Linked DNA regions of Homo sapiens: region 2 is linked to region 1. The links are chromatin contacts, found by Hi-C or POLR2A ChIA-PET in ENCODE. All regions are on one chromosome and are shown on one strand. Each heading gives the region's core, a stretch centred on a gene start or an enhancer-like site at or near the end of the contact. The rest is flanking DNA. Distances are from core to core; before and after follow the strand shown.

The links. A loop is a pair of places that touch in the nucleus more often than their neighbours do. ChIA-PET counts read pairs that join two places held with the same protein, here RNA polymerase II (POLR2A). Pooled maps may share reads with other maps.
Region 2: POLR2A ChIA-PET joins it to region 1 with 13 read pairs in WTC11. The contact joins the promoter of CRX here to the enhancer-like site in region 1. A Hi-C loop is called at or near these places in 3 of 50 pooled maps. POLR2A ChIA-PET finds 5 or more read pairs at or near these places in 5 of 52 experiments (BJ, PC-9, WTC11 and 2 more).

The regions. Positions count from the first base shown.
Region 1 is chr19:47,780,711-47,783,872 of GRCh38, forward strand. It overlaps SELENOW (selenoprotein W), which reads left to right. Exons shown (of 6, transcript NM_003009.4): 2 at 15-39; 3 at 154-207; 4 at 398-472; 5 at 580-678. The coding sequence ends at 660. Among named protein-coding and RNA genes, the nearest start is that of SELENOW, 3.6 kb to the left of the region's middle. RefSeq lists an enhancer at 358-943. Within about 2 kb of position 1,406, at least 11 of the 41 ENCODE cell types and tissues checked have a DNase peak (open chromatin) inside an H3K27ac peak, as active enhancers do.
Region 2 is chr19:47,820,571-47,823,326 of GRCh38, forward strand. CRX (cone-rod homeobox) reads left to right here and starts at 1,367. Exons shown (of 4, transcript NM_000554.6): 1 at 1,367-1,440.

The DNA of each region.
Region 1 (3,162 bases), core at 156-2,655:
GACTCTCCTACCAGTGGCGCTTGAGGCTACAAGTCCAAGGTAAGCAGAGTGGATGCCCGGGGGGCATTCCTGGGAGCTGGGGAGGGGTAGAGTGCATATTGGGAGGGGGCTGACTGGTATGACCCCTGCTGTGACCTCTCACCGCGTTTTCAGTATCTTCAGCTCAAGAAGAAGTTAGAAGATGAGTTCCCCGGCCGCCTGGACATCGTGAGTCTTGGGATGGGGAGAAAGACTTGAGCACAGCCACTGTGTCGGTCCGTTAGGCCTGGATGGCACTGCAGGGGGGTTAGGTCAGCCCTACGCCCTTCACCCATGTTCTCATCCCCCTGGGAAGGGGAGGGTCTCCCCAAGAGGACATCTTAGCCCCTCCAACATCTCCCCTACCCCCTTTCCTCAGTGCGGCGAGGGAACTCCCCAGGCCACCGGGTTCTTTGAAGTGATGGTAGCCGGGAAGTTGATTCACTCTAAGAAGGTATGTCTGTCTGTCCGTCCTGCCTGGTTTTGGGGCTAGCATGGGGTTGGGGCTGAGGTTGGTGTCTCGGTCCCAGCTCACCCCTTCCCTCTTCCTCCCCTCCCTAGAAAGGCGATGGCTACGTGGACACAGAAAGCAAGTTTCTGAAGTTGGTGGCCGCCATCAAAGCCGCCTTGGCTCAGGGCTAATGCGCCCTGAAGGCAGAGGTGAGGGGGCCCACTAGACAGGGACACCACCCTTTGGATCTTCTCCCTGCCCCATGCTCTGACTCCTTGGCCCAGGGTGGAGAGCCTGGGAGATGGGGGGGACATCACGTGTGTCCCCAGAGCGAGCGGGATAAAGTTAGACCCGGTTGGTGGAGGACAACAACTGAGATGGGGTCAGAGGTGTGCAGGGTGACAGCTGAGATGGTGATGGGTCAGAGATATGCAGGATGACAGCTGAGATGGGGTCAAAGGTATGCAGGATGACAGCTGAGATGGTGATGGGTCAGAGGTGTGCAGGATGACAGCTGAGATGGTGATGGGTCAAAGGTATGCAGGATGACGGCTGAGATGGTGATGGGTCAGAGGTGTGCAGGATGACGGCTGAGATGCTGATGAGTCAGAGGTGTGCAGGATGATGGCTGAGATGGTGATGGGTCAGAGGTGTGCAGGATGACGGCTGAGATGGTGATGGGTCAGAGATGTGCAGGATGACAGCTGAGATGGGGTCAGAGGTGTGCAGGATGACAGCTGAGATAGGGTCAGAGGTATGCAGGATGACAGCTGAGATGGGGTATGCAAGATGACAGCTGAGTTGGTGGTGGGGTCAGAGGGCTGCCCTAAAACAGCTCTCCTGGTTTGGGAATGAAAAGTGCTAGCAACCCAACGGTTCAGAATCCGGAACTCTAGGTCTTTGTCCCATTGCCAAGAAACAGTTCCCAACCCAGCAGGTCATGTGACAGCGTCCGGCCAAGTTCCCAGCATGTTTTGAGACAGAATTTCCTTGCTCCACAATTTCGAGTAGGTCACTAATTATCACCGGGCTCTGAACCTGAGAATTAGTTCTAGGAATATTCCAGACCTGATCCAGCTCCAGAAACTTACCCACTTTGGAACTGAACATGAGTCCAAGAATGCTCTAGAAACAAATGCTAACTCTAGAATGGATTGTCTGCTCCAAAAAAACCCTAGAGCTGACTCCCAGTTCTCCCCATAGAGCCGAGAATGAAATACACCACCAGCTCCCAACACACTGTAAACCTGAGCCCCCCTTCCCAACCCAGCAATTGAAAAATGTGAACCAGCTCCTAAGCACTAGAATTGACCACTAGTTCCTGGAGTTGGCTACTGGTTCCTTATCACTGTTTTTCTTTCTTTCTTTCTTTTTTTTTTGAGATGGAGTCTTGCTCTGTCTCCCGGGCTGGAGTGCAGTGGCGCGATCTCGGCTCACTGCAGCCTCTGCCTCCCGAGTTCAAGCAATTCTCCTGTGTCAGCCTCCCAAGTAGCTGGGATTACAGGCACATGCCACTATGCCCGGCTAATTTTTGTATTTTTAGTAGGTCTGATCCTGTTGGCCAGGCTGGTCTTCAGGTGATCCACCTGCCTTGGCCTTCCAAAGTGTTGGGATTACAGGCGTGAGCCACCGTGCTTGGCCTCCTTAAGCACTCTGAACCAAGTATTGTTTCCAGCCTAATACATTGTGGAACAAGTGGCAATTTCTATATGAACCTCAGGAACAAAGAACTACTTTCCAGCACCTTCTGAGTCTGATTTTCCAGTTTGTAAGCCAGTATGGTCCAGATAAGCGTGAAACCCAACCCATTCTAGAACAGTTACTAGCCCTTTTTCTGGTCTCTGGCACTGCAGGGCCTGGAGCATAGTTTATTTTTTGAGGTGGAGTCTCGCTCTGTCGCCCAGGCTGGAGTACAGTAGTGTGATCTCGGCTCACTGCAACATCTGCCTCCTGGGTTCAAGGGATTCTTGTGTCTCAGCCTCGTGAGTAGCTGGAATTACAGATGTCTGCCACCATGCTGGGCAAATTTTTTTTTTTTTTTCTAAGACGGAGTCTCTGTCGCCCAGGCTGGAGTGCAGTGGCGTGATCTCGGCTCACTGCAAGCTCCGCCTCCCGGGTTCACGCCATTCTCCTGCCTCAGCCTCCCAAGTAGCTGGGACTACAAGCGCCTGCCACCACGCCTGGCTAATTTTTTGTATTTTTTAGTAGAGACGGGGTTTCACCGTGTTAGCCAGGCTGGTTTTGAACTCTTGACCTCAGGTGATCCGCCTGCTTCGGCCTCCCGAAGTGCTGGGATTATAGGCGTGAGCCACTGCGCCTGGCCATACTTTTTACTCCCCTCTAACCTTCAGCACCAGTTCCCATTCCATGTTGATCTAGAACAGAGTATCCCATCCCAACACACTGTGGACCCAAGTACCAGCTCCCAGTGTGCCTTGTGCCAGAAAACTAGTTTTCAAATGCGTTAAACTCAAGTTCCATTTCCTAAAATTCTTTACCAGAGCAGAATGAGGTCATGTTCAATGTGAATTGGGACGTGCCAATTTGAAGTAATGCAGAAACGATATCTTGCCTTATGTGCAGGTCTGAAACAAAGCAAATCCCTCTAACATAAAGGAAAAGAAAAATGGAATTGCCTAATTCCAAAGCTGCATCAGCTGAATGCATTGTGGACTGTTGCTGTTGAGCGTGGG
Region 2 (2,756 bases), core at 117-2,616, 40 kb after region 1:
TGGAGCTGCAGAGGATAAGCGAGGACAGAGGGACAGAGATGAGGCTGGAGTTACAGGGACAGGTGGACAGGCAGAAAGACAGCAAAGGGAGGGACAGACAGACAGGAACAGAAGGACATGGAGGCTGAGGGAGAGGGGAGAAAGAGCAAGATAGACAGGGAGACACAGAGAAAAAGAATAAGAGAGACCAAGGGGATAATGCAGGTTTATCAACAGAGACAGGGACGGAGAGGAGCAGATGGAGAATGAAAGAGTGGTATTCAGGAAAGTAGGCAGAAATGCCACAGCCTAAGGCCCACAGGAAAAGAAACTGAGGTACAGAGAAGCCAGACAAAGACCAATGGTGTGTAGAGAGATGGTGAGTGCTGGGTTTGTTGGCTCACGCCTGCAATCCCAGCACTTTGGGAGGCCGAGGTGGGAGGATTGCTTGAGGCCAGGAGTTTGAAGCCAGCCTGGGCAACATAGAGCGACTCCATCTCTACGAAAATAAAAAAATTAGCTGGGCATCGTGGTATGTGCCTGTAAAGTCTCAGCTACTGGGGAGGCTGAGGAGGGAGGATCCCTTGAGCACAGGAGGTCAAGGCTGCAGTGAGCTGTGATCATGCCACTGCACTCCAGCCTGGGCGACAGAGTGAGACCCTGTCTCAACCAAAAAAAAAAAAAAGGAAAAAAAAAAGAAAAAAATCCCAAACCCCAAACTCCACCAAAAACAGAAAAACAAAACACCCTTTCTAATAAGTCTGCCTATTTTCAGTGCTGGAAGCAGCCCCTGCCACCTCCGCCCCCAAAAAGAGGAGAATATCATGTCTGACAACACAGAGACAGAGAGGCCACAGACAAGACTTGACCAAGTCAAAGAGAGAGAAACAGGGGAAACTGAGGCAGAAACCGAGACCAATGAGGCACTACAGAGATAAACTAGCTGTCGGACAGACTGTTGTGGAGAGAAAGGGGGACCCAGGAGAGGGATCCCGAAAGCTCCGTGCCTCTCTTTTTTCAGACGATCTCTCAGGACCATCTGACAGTGCTCTCCTTCCTCTTTGATGCCTCTCTCTTGGGATACTAGCTGAAGCTGGAGAGACACCAGTTAGACCTAAGGAAGGACTTCCCTGAGGAGTAGGGGCTTATGGTCACCGGCAGGAGCTGGGGCCTCCCTTCCCCATCAGCCCTAATTGCCAAGATGTCATGGGGGGAAGAGGAGGGGATTAAGCAGACGGGTGCCCCTCCCCCTCCCAGCCAATGTCACCTCCTGGTGCCCAGTCGAGTCCCCCACCTTGGCCGGGATTACCCTCCGAGTTCCAGGCCATGACAAATGACATCACTCCCGGCCCAGGCTTAAAATCTCCCCATGTGAGGGGATGTGTTTCCTTCAGCCTCTGCTGTCTGGCCGCTCTGTCTAGGTCCTGGGCCACGGGAGAGCCCCGTCCCTCCTTTCTGAAGGTGAGCGTCTGCAGGAGAGGCGGAGGGGACCGAGGAGGGGAGAAAAAAGAGAGGGGAGAAGTTGGGTTTATCTTATTCGTGGCTGTGTTTGCCGTGCTCTGCAGGTGATGTTTGCTGAATAGTCACACACAAAACAGAGGTGCCGTCCTGGCATTTGTGGAAACGGGGCTAGGCTGTGATTGCAGCAGGAGGGAGTAAGGTTAGACAGCAGGGACTGGCTGATGGCACTCGGGGCATTGGGAGGATTCAGGGTGGCTTGTGGGCAAGGGGGTCCCCTCAAGCCCTGACGGCATCCGGGGTTGGGGGCTTCTCACCGTGGTTCTAAGGCAACTCCTCAGCATACCGCTCTGTTGGATGTTCTTTAAAACTCTTAGCACTGCCTGAAATTTTCATTTGCGCGATGATCCACAAATGGCCTGTCTCCCTCCCTTGTTGAGCACTGATTTTTCCCCAGTGCCCAGCGTGTGGTTGGGATTTGCCTAAATATGTGTTGCATAGATGGATGGATGAATGACAGACAAGGGACGGAACAGACATATACGCAGAGAGCCCAGGTCTGTGGCTGCAACAGGAAGAACTCCGGGTGGACTTGGGCCTGCCCGAGAGAGCCAGGAATGTGATGACTGGGGATCACTGTGCTGGTGAATTGATCACTTAGGGCCTCAATGCACCCAGAGGCTCTGGCTTTCAGCCCAGGCTCTACTTCGGGACTGGGGAATCCTCACGCCCCCGCCCTCTTAGCTTCCAGCACAGTCACTCTCTCTGATCTTCTTTCTGCAAAGTTTTTTTTTGTTTGTTTTTGAGATGGAGTCTTGCTCTGTTGCCCAAGCTGGAGTGCAGTGCCACGATCTCCACTCACTGCAACCTCTACCTCCTAGGTCCAAGGAGTCCATCCACCTCAGCCTCTTGAGTAGCTGGAATTACAGGCGCGTGCCCCCATGCCCAGCTATTTTTTGTATTTTTAGTAGAGATGGGGGGTCTCTCCATGTTGTCCAGGCTGGTCTCGAACTCCTGACCTCAAGTGATCAGCCCGCCTGAGCCTCCCAAAGTGCTGGGATTATGGGTATGAGCCTCTGCGCCCAGCCGGTCTCCTGCAAAACTCTTGATTGACACCTTGTTTCCCGTCTGCCCCTGTCAGGAGGGCTGAGGCCTTGTCTGTCTTGCTCTCGGCTGTATTCCCAGTGCTTGGGTCAGTCCTAGACACACAGTGAGTGCTCAGTGAATATGCAGGGAATGAATGAATGAATGAAGGGCAGAAGGGTAGAAGCAGGTAGACAGACTGCCACAGAGAGGAGGTGTGATGCGGTTTTCCCAAA